Linked DNA regions of Mus musculus: region 2 is linked to region 1. Evidence: chromatin loops called from intact Hi-C (ENCODE). Cell type or tissue: gastrocnemius. All regions are shown on one strand. Each heading gives the region's core, and the rest is flanking DNA. Links, peaks and the distances in the headings are about the cores only.

Region 1 (8,334 bases), core at 232-8,231:
GTGAGTGTGTGTGTGAGTGTATGTGTGTGTATATGTGTCTCTGTGTGTTTGTGTATGTCTCTGTGTGTCCATGTGTCTGTGTGTGTGTATCTCTGTGTGTCTCTCTGTATGTGTATTTCTCTCTCTATCTGTGTTTGTGTGTGTGTGTATGTGAGAGAGAGAGAGAGAGAGAGAGAGAGAGAGTGTGTTTGTGTGAGTGTATGTGTGTGTGTATGTGTCTCTGTGTGTATGTGTATGTCTCTGTGTGTCCATGTGTCTCTGTCTGTGTGTGTGTATCTGTGTGTGTGAGTGCATGTGTGAGTGTGTATCTGTGTGTTTGTGTATGTCTCTGTGTGTCCATGTGTCTGTGTGTGTTTATCTCTGTGTGTGTCTCTCTGTATGTGTATCTCTCTCTATCTGTGTGTGTGTGTTTGTGTGTGTGTGAGTTTGTCTACTTGTCATGACCCACATGTGGAAGGTAAAGCGTACCCTCCTGGGGTCAGTGTTCTCCTTCTATCATGTGGGTGTCAGGGATAGAAGTCAGGTGGTCAAGCTTGTGGCAATCGCCTTCACCGGCTGAGCCATTTTGCATCTCTTCTTCTTTTCAAGACAAAGTCTCACCTCTAATTAGTGATCCTCCTGCCTCAGCCTCCTGAGTGTTGAGATTACAAGTGTGTATCACCGTGTTTAGCTTATTAAGTCTTCCTTTTTTCTTTTTATAAATGTAGTTTATTTATTTTTATGTGTCTGAGTGTTTTGCCTGCATGTGTATATGTGTACAATCTGAGTCCTTGGTATTCTCTGAGGACAGAAGAGGGGGGTGGATCCTCTAGTGTCCCTAGGGTTACAGATGATTGTGAGCCACCATGTAAGTGCTGGGAACTGAACTCAAGTCCTCTGCAAGAGGACAAGTGTTCTTCTTAAGCACTGAGCCATCTCTCCAGCCCCTTGCCATCTTTCTTGATGATATCTAAAAACAAAACATTTAAAACCACTAGGCAATAGATAAGTCTTGTTTTCTTTCCAGAAAATGATCGCCACTGGAGCCTAAAACTCTTTGTAAATGAGAATGAAGGCACAAACTGCCTGTGTCAGCCCGTCTATACCCTGCAAACAAACCGTCCTTGCAAAGGCCTCCCTCAAGTCTTTTCCTGAACTTGCTGATCTTGTGGGACAAAGGAAGCAGGCAATAAGAGAGTGGCAGGTTCTGGGATGCTCAGCAGCTCAGAGGTTCCTAACAGTCTACAGCAGGTTAGCTGACCCAGCCTGAGCCTTGCTGTGTTCCCACTAGCTGGAGACTAACCATCTACTGGTATCCCCTGAACCATAAACTTTTCAGTCCTGTAGATGCCTCCTCTTTTTGGGGGACAGGAGTGGTAGGTTGAGAAAGGGTTTCTCTGTGTAGTCCTGGCTGTCCTGGAACTTGTTATGTGACCAGGCTGATCTGAATCTTACAGAGATCACCTGCCTCTGCCTCCTGCATGCTGGGATTAAAGATGTGTGCCACCACTCCTAGCATAGATACCTGTATGCAACAGCACTGGTAGCAGAAAAGAAGCCACACTGAATTAACACAAGAGCAGGAGAGCTGGGTGAAAGTCACTTTTCCTCCCTTTAACATATAAGCAGTTTTCAGGACGATTATAAGCCTTACACATTTGACATTTACCTGTCAGCACAAGGCATCGTTAGCCTAAGGTGACTTCCACATCAAATGCACTTCATTTCATTGGAATGACATTGTATCTGTAATTGTAGTGTCTGTCTGCCATTGTAGCTGGGGATGAACATTTAATTGCATTCAGAACTGATAAATAACGTCGGTAACAAAAGGCGTTCAGTTGTTTGCACTGAATTTTCTTTCTGTATAGACTCCATACAAGTCCCTAGCGTTGACATAAAATGTAAGGCGTGGTCCCAGTGGGCCAGGTGGACTCGACTTTGGAGCAGCATTTGAGGGACTCCATTCCTGCTGGAGTCTTGTGCACACACTGACAAGGACTCATCTGGGCTGTCATGGTGACCCGTGAGATGAGCAAGCGTGTGGAGCAGACCCATGAGGCAGCTAAGCTGACCTCTGATCCCACTGACATTCCTGGGGCACTCTTAGAAGAGATAATGGGAACATTTTGGTCCAGAAACAGCACAGCATGTCAGATGTGCACGGGAGGGCATACGGACATCCCATGCCAATCCAGTAGCAGCCTGGCACGGGGATTCAGCCCTACCTACTACTTTGTAAAAACTGCCAAAGTTCCAGAATTCAGCCGCTCATTGAATGGTCAGAGTGCAATCTTTCACGTGCATGACAACCCCTTACCAGGGGAGAAAGTTAGAAAGGTACCAAGTTAGTGAGAATCATAGTTGTTCTGTCTAGGCTTTTGTCATGCTGGTTTTTTACTGGACAATGTTCAGCCAAGCATTACCTAGAACCCTGTACTCTGAGCTGACCTCAAATTCATGTCTTCTTGTCTCAAACTCCTGAGTACCAGAATTTTTTGGCTTTTGTCACCAAGGCCCCAGGTCATTTTATAGAGAATGTCATTGGGATCAATATGTCTGCTCATGGGTTTGGAGGAGTAAGGGTGGGGAGGCATGGTGGCACGTGCCTGTGATCGGAATGCTGGAGGTGAGGGCAGGAGGACCCCTGGGGCTTGGTGGCCAGGTTTAGTGAGAGATTCTGCCGCAGGCAGAGTTGGTGACAGTGGACAAACAGCAGTATTTGCACAGACGCTGTATCCTCAGTACTTGAATTAAAGGCATGAGACATTACACCTGGTAAAACTGCAGGTGCACCGAGGGAAAGCGAGACAAACGACCTGAGACCCAGTGGAAAGGGCTTCAAGGTAGGGTTTCCCCTCACTACATATATTTTTACTTCAAAAGGGTTTTGTTTATTTATTTTTTATGTGTATGAGTGTTTTGCTTGCATGGCTATTACATGCATGTATGTATGCACATGCCTGATGCTCAGGGAAGTCAGAAGAGGATATCAGATTTTTTGGAACTGGAGTTACAGATGATTGTGAGCTGCCGTGTGGGTGCTGGGAACTGAACTCAGGTCCTCTGCAAGAGCAGCCAATGCTCTTAACCACTAGGCCACATCTCCAGCCCCACTCACTACATTTCCTTCTTTTCTTTTCTTTTCTTTTCTTTTCTTTTCTTTTCTTTTCTTTTCTTTTCCTTTCCTTCTCTCTCTCTCTCTCTCTCTCTCTCTCTCTCTCTCTCTCTCTCTCTTTCTTTTTCTTTCTTTCTTTTTTTTTTTTTTGATTTTTCAAGACAGGGTTTCTCTGTATAGCCCTGGCTGTCCTGGAACTCACTCTGTAGACCAGGCTGGCCTCGAACTCAGAAATCCGCCTGCTTCTGCCTCCCAAGTGCTGAGATTAAAGGCGTGTGCCACCACTGCCGGACCTCACTATATTTCTTAAGTCATTGAGCTTCCTACAGCTTGATGCTCACTCCCATCTATGAGCAATCACTGCTGGGATCCAGCGGAAAGCTGTCTGTTTCCACGAAATCCTGCTCATTTTTATGAGCTGTCTCATTTCCACAGAAATTCATGGCTATTTTTGTAAACTACCTCAGCCCATAGAGTACTTGCAAAATCGCACTGTTACCAAATGAACTATAAATGGGTTAAGCGGTATTAGCATTCATTTCAAAGCTGGATGTGGTGGCATATACTTCATCTCAGCACTTGGAGACAGGGTTTTGTTGGAGACAGGCTCTCTCTGTAATTCTGGCTGGGCTGAAATTCCCAGGACACAGAAGACCATGAGTTCAAGAGCATATAGCAAGACTGTAAGGAAGAACAAACAAACAAACAAACAAACAAACAAATCCAGAGTTAACAGGAATAAAAGCTGTCTTCCCTAAAAAAGTATCAAAGCCCTTGCTTACAAATCTCAGCTGAGATGAATACCAGGGACATTGGGTGTATAAAGGGACCGGGTTTAGCTAGTAGGGGGCAGATGCAAATTACTATAAAATTCAGAGCAATGTGGATTAGCAAGCATGTGGAATAAAGAATATGTGTGCTTACTGTTGCCTGACAGGAAACATTTCTCCGAAGAAGGGAAACATTTACTGGGAGTTACGGGAGGGTCAGAAATGTACTGCCCCAATGAGGAAATAGAGAATTCCAGGAAGATGAACGGAGGGTAGGAAAGGAAGAGCCAGGCACAAGCAGGAGTGTTTGACTGGGAAGCTGGGTGCTCAGGAGGAGGAGGTCAGAGGACTGGCCAGCATGTCTGATAGCTTTATCACAGGGTCAGCGTATCAGCCGAGCACTAACACAGCTGGAGTTTGGTTCTTAGCCCTCCAAAAACAAGAGACCTAGTTTGGACAGCAAATTAAATGCTCCTAGTGGCCGCTGCAGAGAAACCCTCAATCTATCAACTACTTTGCAGAGGAACGGAAAAGGAAATGATGGTTGCTTGACGATTAGAGTTTGTACACTGTGTTTCCACCCGCCCTTGTGATTGCAACCTGAATTTTACCAGGTTCCCTCTGACCCATTCCCATGGTAGTTTCCAGTCCCATGGATGAGTCAGTGAATTAGGTTCTGTAAAAAGTTGCCAAACAGAATCCCGGAGCTTTAAGCAAGGGCAGACAGGACCGGCCTAAACCTACTCTGGAAATTTCTCAGAGTACAATGGTCCATCCCTTTTGCTGTGAATTTTCAGGAACGTTGGGGCTGCTTGCAATACACAACCTTGATGTGGTAGTATGTGCCTGTGATCCCAGCATTCAGGATGTTGGGGCAGGAGGATCAGAAGTTCGAGACTCCCCTCAGCAAGCTCACAGTTGTCTGTTTGATTATTGTGTGTGGAGGGGAGGCACACATGGAGGAGTCAGGGGATAGTAACTGACCAGAGTCAGTTCTCTCTTACCGGGAGGGATCTTCAGGCTTGGCACCTGTACCTGCTGAGCCATTTCTGGAGCCTACGCTTTCCCGTGTGGGATGGAAATGAATGTGAACAGGTGAGATCGTGGAAATAGTCTCCCGGGGCCCAATGGTACCTGTTTTCCAGTGTCATTCAGTGCTTGCACGGGATGGATATTTTAGAGTAGCAGAATGGACCTGGAATGGGGCAAAGCACAGTCCTATATATTTTTTAAAGTTAATTTATTTATGTAAATGAGGACTGTCTGCATATACACCTGAAGGCCAGAAGAGGGCGCCAGGTCTCTTTATAGATGGTCATGAGCCACCATGTGCCAATGCTCTTAACCGCTGAGCCATCCCACAGGTCTCCAAGCCTTATTAACCCCAGGCCTCTAGTAAGAGCATAGGTGCTACATGTGAGGAGAGTGTACCCTGAGATGGAGTCTTCAGTATCCCAGGCAAACTTTCCATGGAGCCTTGAATTCTCCATCCTCCTCCCTCCACCTCCCATTCTGGGATTACAGCCATGCTCACCATGTTAGACTTCTGCATTGCCGAGGCTTGAACCCAAAACTTCCTGCATGTTTAGCCAACGAACCTACATTCCTTTCCTCTGTCCCTCCCACCCCAAGAACAGATAAATATTCTGATTCAGTGGTTCTCAACCTTCCTAAGTCTGGGACCCTTTAATACTGTTCTTCATGTTGTGCTGACCCCCAACCATAACATTATTTCAGTTGCTACTTCATAACTGTAATTTTGTTATGAATTGTAAGGTCAATCTCTGTTTTCTGATGGTCTTAGGAAACTCCTGTGAAAGGGTCACGAGTCCACAGGTTGAGAAACTCTGCTCTAGGCTAGTAACCCCAAAGTTCCCAGAGCACAGCTAGATTCTCATTAGGCTAACATAGGTGGTCAGCTTCCAGGTGGACTGCCACTATCCTGGAGTTTACATGAGCTCCTAGCTAAGAGGCACTGAGAGCTGGCCCTGGAGAGCCTTTAGCATTTAGAGCCCGAGGTTGGCGACTGTCCTGCTTTTTCCCAGGAGACTCTCTTTTCATCGCTTCACGGTTTAGTTACTACTCTAGCTTTTTTTTCTAAGCTGCCAGCAGCTTAATCTACAGCATAAAGTGGGGTGTGTGCTGGGCTCTAAGAGTAGTCGCTACACCGATCCAACGGCGGCCTGCAGCGCCCTCTGGCGGTGCCTGTTGCTGGCATGCAACACTGCGAGAGTCTCTGGAGGCTCACAGGCGCCTGACTGCCAGTAGCTAGGTACCTGAGTTCTGAAACCTTTCTTTGCTGTCTCGCTTCTTTCCAAGGATTTTCACTGCTCTTCAGGCTCTTGCGGAGGAGTACGCGGCATCTAAGATGGGTTTAACTGGAGTTCATAGAAAGCCAGGATGCTCCCATTGGAACCTCAAGTGTGGTCAACTGGATAACGAGTCTGGATTCACAGTGTCCTCGGTATTCCCCCACCTGGTCCCCCTCACACTTCCTTTCCTGTCCTGGACATTGAAGAAAGTCTGACAGTGATCCCTGAAGCTAGGGACCTCCAGAATAGAGGGAGCAGCATCTCCACCACAGGAAGTGTGTGTAGGAGAGATTCTCGGTTTCAGCCATTACATACAAACACACAATACAAATCCGGGTGGTCTGTGACAGTTTATACCCTTGCCACACAGGACACAGATTCAAATGTGATCATGGATGAGTTGTTGGCCTTCTCTGGTTGTCCCATTTTAATTTGGACCTTCTGGAAACCAAAGGTCACATCTCTGTTGAAGACTAGGAACGAAAAGGGTTATTGGGTCAGTGTGAATTTGTATTGGATTCTAAGCAAGCTCTTGACGGGCTGACGGGAGCAAAGAGAGAGCCAAAGGGGCCTTCTGATTTAGCGGAAGGACAGTGTTTTGGGCCTGGAGAGCCTTCCAGCGGTCCCATGATACTAAAGAAGGACTCTTACTCATTTCCCATCCTTTCTACCGAGTCAGACCAAATTGTCAGTAGCAGAGATCCAGGAGATTAGACTCCTTCCGAGTATCATGGAAATAACCCTTTTGCCAGCTACAGGTTAAAAAATATATATGTATGATTTCCATTTGTCTTTCAATAGCTCAAGAATTTAGGTCTGGACATCCACTTTAATTGATAAAAGGGCTCAGGTAGCAACCAAGCCCTCTAAGACACTCAAAGAGTGGGAGTCAGGGCTCCAGGCACTGCCTAGTTTGCAGCAGCTCCATCTCAGCAGGCACAGATGCTCATGCGCACACTTATTAACAGGGACCCTAGAGCAGGGCTGGTGGAAACAGAGGCAGGCCGGCTCTGTGAGTTCAAGCTCAGCCTGGTATACAGCATGAGTTCCAGGACAGCCAGGGTTACACAAAGAAACCCTGTCTTAAAAACAAAAACAAAAACAAAAACAAACAAACAAATCAACAAAGGACCCTAGAGCCTGAATGGGCCACATAGATGAGGAGGAGGCATTTGGGAGAGGAACATGATTTAAGGTCCTGGAAGCTGGAGTTTAGGTTAGACCAAATTCAGAGCTTCAGAGAGGAGCAAGTTTCTTAAAGAAAACAGGATTCCAAGTAGGGCCTGGTGACACACCCTGCAACAGGGTCTCAGACCTTAACACAACTGACTCCACGATTTTGTCTATAACTAAAGTCTATAGTAGCCTTCAAGGTTAGTCATAGCCCATCTATTCTGACTCATTAGCCTGGATTCCTTTAGCCTAGCCACTGATCTGCTCTGCAGTCAGTCAACTCCACCATGGCTTGTAGTGGCATGAAGCACAAGAAAACCTACAGGCTCATTTTCAGAGTCGTGCAAATGCACGGCTTGACACTAAAATTCCAGTCTCTTCCTTAGTCCTTTCCCCATTCTGTTTTCACTTCAAGCCTTGTGCTCCTAGGGAAGAGACCGTCTTCCAATCATCCCCAGTGTCTGGACATTGTAGAACTCACAGTCGGGGTTCAACAAGCATTTGTCAGCAGCTCAGCCTCAAATGTCTTTTGGGCTGGGAGAAGTGGCTTAGCAGTAAGGACCGCTAGATGCTGTTACAGAGTTTGAGTCTTAACATTCACAGTAGGAAGTTCAAACCCGCCTATCTCTAGCTCCATTGGATCTGATATCTTTTTCTGGTCTCTCTTGGGGCAGGGACATCATTTACCCCGGCACAGGCGCACACGTATACAGTTTTTTTTTTTTTTTAATGTCTTTGATTAGGCATGGTGGTGCACACTTGTGATGTCAGTGTCAGGGATGCAGAGGCAGAAAAATCCTGAGTTCCGTGGCCTGATCTAATCAGAGGAAAAAAATCCTTGACGCAGCAGCTCTAAATGCACATCTACTGTATCGACACTCTACAGGTGAGGCCTAGAATAGAGAACAGGATCAATCCATTGCTTCTGACTGCCAATGAGTGCGGAGCGCTGTGATTGGCCCTTGTTTAGGTAAAAGAGTGA
Region 2 (8,334 bases), core at 102-8,101, 260 kb before region 1:
AATTAAAAAAAAAAAGATTTAAGTAGAACATTTGGATTAGTGTACAGATCTTAACACTAGTATTTCTTTTGTCCCAAATCTCAGGAATGTTTTAGGCAGAAAACTGGCTTTTCCCCTGATGGTGATTGAAGGAGGGTGCTTTAGGATTGATTAAATAGCACTGTTTTAATTGCAGTTCTAGGTATCTATAGCATGAGTGGCCTTAATGAGTTTGTTGAAGTGCACATGTTTTTCAGAAGTAAAATTTAAGATTAAATATATATGCTATATATAGATATCTAGAAAACTTGGTTGTGGTGCACAAAGTGTTGAATCACTGAATCGCAGGTACCATTTGTATAACATCACTTGTTTCTGTATATTCCTTTTATGGGAAAATATGTTGCCATGGTGACTAAAAACTTTTCAATTTAGTTTTACTTTTATGTGAATGCTACATTTTATTAAATATTACCAGGTCAGTACTATTTTTATACCTTATTAAGTAACGGGTTTTAGTTTAATAGGCTCAAAATAAAAAGAAAAACCCTTAATGGAATAATTACAAATGAATCACTAACATTCTTTACAGGAAAATCCCCACTACTAGTGCCACAGTAATTTCTATAGTAATATCTCTGGTCATTAATAAATTCTGAAGACAGCTCATTGAGTCAGAACGGCCTTTCATATCATTCTCACTTGTAGTGCCCACCGTTATTTGTAATTATTAAACCACACTAAGTATGTTTGTAACCAGCATTGTGATATATTCTGTACTTGTATTGCTAAATGAATTATTGACCTAATAAATAGTGTTCCTGCATTCGTAGTGTATGCTTCCGATTGAATTGTGATTGCTTTGGGTTAGAATTTTGGCTTTTAGTTTGTAGACTGTGTGAGAGAAACGTGAAGCTAGAACAAAAGTGTGGTCAAGAAAAGGAAGCTGTGGGGGCTGGTGAGATGGCTCAGTGGGTAAGAGCACCCGACTGCTCTTCCGAAGGTCAGGAGTTCAAATCCCAGCAACCACATGGTGGCTCACAACCATCCGATCACGAGATCTGACTCCCTCTTCTGGAGTGTCTGAAGACAGCTACAGTGTACTTACATATAATAAATAAATAAATAAATCAAAAAAAAAAAAAAAAAAAAAAGAAAAGGAAGCTGTGCTGCAGAGGCTCATGGAGACAGATCTCTAACCTTGCCCTCGGCAGCCCTTGGAAATGACAGCTTTAGAGGAAAGTGACCATCTCTCTTCAGTAGCTTTCCTAGTACAAAAAGCTGTGGATGGTTAAGAGACTTGGTGGAGGTCAGTTAAAAGGATGACAGAATTCTCCAGTCTCCCCATGTCTGGGTTTCAGTTCCAACTGCCCCGTAACTGTAAGGATTTTAACCCTCTTTTCCACATGTGAAGTAGATCTTTTAAAGAGAACTATACCATGAAACAACCAATCAAAAGAATTACAGAAAATGAGGCCATATTTTAAATGGTTTGGTTTGGTTTGGTTTGGTTTTTCGAGACAGGGTTTCTCTGTGTAGCTCTGGCTGTCCTGGAACTCTGTAGACCAGGATTAAAGGCGTGCGCCATCACCGCCCGGTGTAACAGGATCTGATGACCTCTTCTGGTGTGTCTGAAGAGAGTGACAGTGTGCTCATATACATAATTAAATCTTTTTTTAAAAAGATTTATGTATATATCTATATAGATACACGTATGTATATATGTGTATGTATGTATATATGCATACACACGTGTGTGTATACATATACATTATATATATGTATATATATTTTATGTATACACACACACACACATACATATAATGACTATTTTAACATGCATGGACTTCAATATACTAAGAAGCCAAACAGCTGAGCGAGAGTCAGGAGACATGAGGATCCTTGGCTGCATACCAAGTTGGAAGCCAGTCTAGCCTACATGAGACTGAATCAAAATGACAACAAAGACAAATAAAATGACCATATAATTTTAGTGTTACATTCACCACAGAAGCAGTGGGGAAGGGAAAATGGGAAATGATTGCTTAATGGTTTCCATTTTACACCATGAAGAAGTTATGGAGATTAGCTGCACAGTAAATGGAGACATAATTGCAGTAAAAATGGTCAAGATGCAACACATTGAAGGCAGGAAGATAGTATGGTAAATCTTCTGTGTATTTAGAACTTTGTTTTTTAACACTTAGGTGTTTTGTTTGTTTTTTTAATGCTTTCAGTCTCTCTAGGCAGGGCTGGCAGAGATGGCTCAGTGGGTACAGACCCTTGTCATGCAGCCTGCTGGCTGACTACAGCCTCCAGTTCTCACATAAAAAGAGAAGCAACTCCTGTAAGGCATCCTCTGACCTCCACAAGCATGCCCTTGTAAGTGTGGGCATGCAGCCACTAAAGTACAAAACATTTCTTTTTAACACTTGCCTGGCAGTTAAGTCCGCCATGATGCTGCATTTGGAAGAATGGCCGTGAGGGCCAGGGACAGGTGTGCACTCTAAGTCCTGGAGAAACAGGAGCAGGGCTGGGGTGGGGTTGGCTGTCTCTGCCAGTTTGGTCTACGTAGTTTCAGACCAGGCCAGAGCTACACATGCAAATAAATGTAAAGCAACTATAACAACAAAACACAGTTTCTTTCCAAATCCGTTACTTCCAATTTGTTAGGGTTTGTGCTCACTCTTTCTCATTAAATTTCGACACAAAATACAGAACTAATCCACAAAATAGGACAGAAAATTCAGGAAACAGACCCAAGTAAGCCAGAAATGTGATAGAAGAGCTACGTCTAAAACTGGCCATAGAAAAGATGGCTTTGCCCTAAATGCTACAGTCTATAAGTACACACACCTACATATACAGACACACCCGTGGACAAGTGTTGAACCAATTGAAAAGCACACACACTAAGGCTCCGAGTGAGACACAGAAATCTGATGAAGAACACAGAGTGCTCCCCCTTCTCCTGAACTACAAGTGTAGACACAAGAAAGAGACTGGAGCAGCCATGCGGGCTGGGGTCAGAGTGGGCTGGGCAATGAGCCGTCACAGTTCTGGTTGGGAGCCTTTTCCACTTTGTTTTAGGGAGGAGCTGGAAATTCAGCTGAGTTGGTGATACTGCACACCTAGCATTCATGAAGCCATGGGTCTCATCTCTAGCACTGCTTAAACTAGGCATGAATGGGACGCCTATAAGCCCAGAGCTAGGGAGATAGGGGCAGAAGGATCGGAAGTTCAGGTTCAATCTTGACCACTTCGGGATTTCAAGGTCATACTATTGCAGTTCCATCTACTTGGGAGGCTAAAGCAGGAGGAGGACCAACTGAACTAGGCTGTCAAAGGCTGGTCTGCACAATTAAACCAAGTCTCACCCCCCACACACACACCCCAAAAACCCTTCAGAGAAGACCTCTTCTCTGGAAGGTCTCCTCTTGAGGCCTGCTGCCATGACACTGGTGAGGCTTTTTTGTTTTTGTTTTCTCCTTGGGGTTAGCTTTATCATAAAAGCATAGAGCAACATACTATGTCAACAGCTAACTCCTCTTCCATACCGCTTCCCTAGCTACTCTCTGACATCCTTACTACCACTCCAAGGTCATCCATTGGGTTGGACACACCTTAGCTGAGAACGTGCAACTAACTTTAGGAATAATGCATTGGAGGGCTGAAGCGGTGGCTTGGCAGCTAAGACCTGGGTTCAGTTCCCAGCATCTATCTACATAGCTGCTCACACCTTAACTAGTTAGTTCTTATTCTAGGGGATTTGGCGCCATCTTCTGGTCATGGAAGGCACAAGGTACACACACCTTGGACTTGGAATCAGGCCTAAACTACTTAAAGTAACCAATCAACCTATCAATCAAGAACACATTAGTCTCCCAGTTGTTTACATGTCATGAAAAATGTCAGGCTGGCCAAGATCAGGAGTCATAGTGTCACTGTGTACTGTCATTTGCAGCCAGTAGGTCATCAGCCCGAATCCTTACACCGACTTCCAGTACAGGAGACATTCATTGCCTTTATTCTTGGGGCTGTCTTTTCTCCTCTAGACAGTAGTTGAAAAAGTGCTGTTTGGGGCTGGTGAGATGGCTCAGTGGGTAAGAGCACCCGACTGCTCTTCCAAAGGTCTGGAGTTCAAATCCCAGCAACCACATGGTGGCTAACAACCATCTGTAATGAGATCTGACTCCCTCTTCTGGAGTGTCTGAAGACAGCTACAGTGTACTTACATACAATAAATAAATAAATCTTTTAAAAAAAAAAAAAGTGCTGTTTGGCTATGCTCTTTCTTTTGTTAATTCAACAGAATGCTAAATGACTAATATGGGCTGTTCACTATTATAATTGCTTAGGATATACCGATAAGCAAGTTAGTTATCTTCTGGCCATGTGAAAATATAATTTACAAATTTTAAAAAGAGGAAACTCTTTGTAAGCTTATTCTCTCATGTGTTTTGTCACAGGAATATAAAATTGAAACGGCGCCAGGCCTGACGGGCTCGGGGAAAGCAAGGGTTGGAGGAGCTGTGGGAGTGGATCAGACTGGACCTAGCAGATAACTTAGGCGTTCTTTGTATTGTTTAGCTGATTTTGAGACAGGCTAAATGATGTCGCACAAGCTGTCCTCCTGCCTTCCCTCCCCATCGCTGAGATTAGAGGTGTGCACCACACCAAGGCAGAGCTGACCCTGACTTCAGATGAATTGAGGAACGTTGGAGTTTTAAGCAGAGAAACCTGTGATCTGCCGTTTTAGAATTCTAAGATCGTACTGCGTTTGAGGAAAGAGGACACCAAACCCAGCCTCCGCTGTTGCCTTAAGGAGAGCTCCCCAGCACCTCTACCCGGGGTTTTGCGCGCGGGAGCCAGGTTGGAAGGCAGCGGTACTCCCCACAGTTCCTGTAGGTGGCGGTGCTGCCCCACGGACCATGACCAGCACCCTATTTTGCTGGGAGCCCCTCCGTATCACGCAGTTTCCGGTAGGCCGCCCCTCTCTCCGTGGTCCTCCTGCTTTGTCAAAATTGTTGTGATCCAGCCAGGCAAGGGTTAAAGGGAAAGAGCGAGCTGCTCCCGCACCACGTGACCTTCCTGCTACACACATTTACCCTGGCCCTGAAGTACCTGGTTCCCATTTGCCTTGGGCAGGGTCCTCATGTCTTGTCGCTTGTGTTGGGGGGGGGGGGGGGGGGAAGAGGAAAAATATAAAGGAAAACTGAAGTGAGTGGTGCATGCCTTGAAGGGGCAAAGGCAGACAACTCTCTGTGAGTTCGAGTGGTCTACAGAGTGTTCGGACAGCCAGAGATACATAGATAAACTCTGTCTCATAAAACAAACAAAATCGCTGGGCCTTGGAGGCTGGAGAGAGAAGGCTATCAGCGATAGCCTGTGCTTCTTGCCTTTCCAGAGGAAGATGTGGGTATTCCCAGCACCCACATCAGTTGGCTCAAAACCACTTATGAACTACAGTTCCAGAGAATCCCACATGCTCCATATATTCACACACACACACACACACACCACACCACACCACACACACACGCGCGCGCACACGCACACTTAGAGAGAAAATCACCGAGCCCACTTCCTTGCTTGGAGACTCCAGGTAAATGGTTTCTGGAGCTGGAAGCAATGTGCATTTTTTTAAGTCTCTAGTTTCCTCTTTTCCTTTCTTGCCTCTCATGGGTATCATCCAAACCCATCAACTGACTGCTGAAGGTGTGATTCATGTTGTCCGGAATGTGCAAGGCCCTAGTTTGGATTTCCAGCACTGTATAACAAAAGAGGACAAGAGGGCTTAGCGGGTAAAGGTGCTCGCCTTCCAGCCTGACGGTCTGGGTTCCATCTTGGGTCCATTTGGTGGTGGAAGGAAAGAACTGATTCCCTAATGTCCTCACAGTGGATCCTCACAGTATCCACTGACACAAAGGCACACACAATAAATAAATGAACAAATAAAAAATGAATGAATGAATGAATGAATGTAGCCAAGTGTTTTTGAACCTAAGTTTGTCATTCTTGTTGCATACCTGTGTTGCTTCTGTGTACTTTGGGGATATCAAATAACAACGGCCCCAAGAGTTGCACAGGAGTTGTAGATGTGTGAAGTCCATTGTTCAAGGCACAGGGTTGGGAGGAGCCATAGTAAACTAGGAAGCATATCAGAAAGGCTGATGCAACTGCTCCTCCACTCCAGCACCTGCCACATAGGACGCAATTCAAAAGTGGGTAGCTGTATGAGAGGCTAGAAGTCTGACTTTTCATTTAATGGGAAATGACAGTTATAATATTGGCAACTAATATTTTTAAAATGATGTGTGCAAGTGGAACTCCTCGTTGGTAATTAAATGCATTAGTAGCTGCCAAATTTTGATCACTAACCCAACTCACCATTCTGCTAAGACTATTGGTATTTCTTCTTTGGGATTCTATTTCTAGCCTCTCTCACGGTCATTTGGAAATCTCCCCAATACCCGAGCAGCATCGGTTCATTCCATTGTACCTCTCCTCCCTTGGCACTGCCTGCCCCACGCTACAGAGAAGATGGAGTCTAGATGATTCAGAGGCTGCTAGACTTGTCACTGACTGACCCGGTTCAATCAGTTATCCCATCCTGTGCTTTCCTGTGGCTAACATTGATAAAATCCTTCGTTCTTTTCCCCATTGGACTCTGATAATCCTCCACACAGGTGACCACAACTATTTACTTTGCAAAAAAATGTGCTACCTGCCACTTAGGAAGTGGCTGTAAACATTTTTTCCTTTGAGACAGGGTCTTATTGTATAGCTTTGGCTGGCCTGGAACTTCTTGTGTAGACCAGGCTGGACTTAAGACACACAGAAACCCAACTGCCTCTGCTGAGATTAAAAGAGGGACCACCAAGTCTGGCTTCAAATGTTTTTAAGCAAATGAAAGATGAATGAAGTTCAGACAAGTAAAGTACCACTGTCTTAAGAATTATTATTTCCCATTTATTATTATTTCCCATTTATTTATACTTAGAAATTGAGTATCCTTTTGATGAAGTAAACCTTCTTTACCCTCTTCAACCCCTTCATCCTCCAGAGTATACATGCAAGTGCCCAAGGGAGCCAGAGAGAGCTGCCCTCCACCCCTGTGGGTCTTCTTAGGAGCAGCTCTTGGGAGATTCTAGTCTTTCCTTAATCCTCTTTTTCTTCAGCTTTGGTTTTTGAGGAAGTTTCCTTAAAGAATCTGAAAGAATAAAAGGCAGAGAGGGTCCCAATGACATTGCAGCTTGTAAGAAACATCTGCAGGGTAGAAAGGGGAGAGCAATAAGGAAAGTTTGTCTCCCTGCCGTCTGTGTCCCTTGCTCTTTCTTTCACTGAGCCCTGTGAGGTGACGAGATGATATCACCCTCTGTGTACAGATGAGGATGTTCACCCAAGCACAGGGCAAGCATGTGGCATGTCCGAAGCTTTATAACAAGCTAGAGCTGCAGCTCCACTTCCCCTGCGCCCCTCTCAGTTCTCACCACCAATTCCAAGTGCTTTGAAAACACACGTCTGTAAGCAAACTGCCAAGTTTTAATCAATTTATGAATACAGTGCCAAAGAAACACCATACCTGTCACTGTAACGTAGACTCTGTACTGGTGGATTACAAATGACGGGCCTGCCGGTGTTATATGCCTTCCTTGTGTAACATGCGGGGAGGGCATCCTACATCTTCTCTAACCTCTAACATTTTCACCAGGCAAGTGTGTGTGTGTGTGTGTGTGTGTGTGTGTGTTACTGGGGATTGAACCCAGGTCTTCACATATGCTACAAGCATTCTACCTGAGCTATGTTCACAGCCCCTATCTCCAAGCTCCAACATCGAGAAACACACACACACACACTGAGAGAGACAGAGACTCCTCCAACAGGTCAGGTTAAAAAGACAGCAAGTTTGTCAAACTGAGGTGTGACCAGGTGAGACACCTGGTGTGAGCATCCCATGCAGCAGTTACCACTGAAACTTGAATATGGATTCTTTGATTCTACAAAGAGAGCACATTGCCCCGGGAAGGCCTGATGCCATTCATTTTAAAAAAAAAAAAAAAAAAAGCAAGTTTAGAGGCTGGAGGTGTGCTTCAGAGGTTAAAAGCACAAGCTGCTCTCCAGACAGCCTGGGCTTGGTTCCCAACATCCACATGGCGGCTATAACTGCTTGTAACTGCAGCTCCAGGGGATTTGATGCCCTCTTCTGACCTCCATAGGCTCTAAGATGTATATGGTACATAAAAACTCATGCAGGTACTCACACAAACAGAAATGAATAGCAAAGAAATAAAAAGCAAGTTCAGAGATGGGAGGTGGCTCAGTCTAAAAGAATTTGCCATGCAAGAATAAAGC

The links. Peaks named below come from ENCODE experiments on the same cell type or tissue, not always from the same donor. Only the 100,000 strongest peaks of a DNase experiment are listed, where the experiment ranks them.
Region 2: it touches region 1 in a loop (5-fold over the local background); 17 of 42 quality-filtered maps call a loop at or near these places.

Annotation. Positions count from the first base shown.
Region 1 is chr11:84,916,365-84,924,698 of GRCm38, reverse strand. Znhit3 (zinc finger, HIT type 3) reads left to right here and starts at 8,333. Exons shown (of 5, transcript NM_001005223.3): 1 at 8,333-8,334. In gastrocnemius, for the core only: a CTCF peak has its summit at 5,149 (motif pointing right); DNase peaks (open chromatin) are centred at 5,181 and 6,058; H3K4me3 peaks cover 1,069 bases; H3K27ac peaks cover 399 bases.
Region 2 is chr11:85,179,744-85,188,077 of GRCm38, reverse strand. 1700125H20Rik (RIKEN cDNA 1700125H20 gene) reads right to left here. Exons shown (of 6, transcript NM_028589.1): 6 at 6,924-7,192. The coding sequence ends at 7,107. Among named protein-coding and RNA genes, the nearest start is that of 1700125H20Rik, 13 kb to the right of the region's middle. In gastrocnemius, for the core only: CTCF peaks have their summits at 3,748 (motif pointing left) and 4,880 (motif pointing right); DNase peaks (open chromatin) are centred at 1,882, 3,775, 4,516 and 4,933; H3K4me3 peaks cover 1,004 bases; H3K27ac peaks cover 523 bases.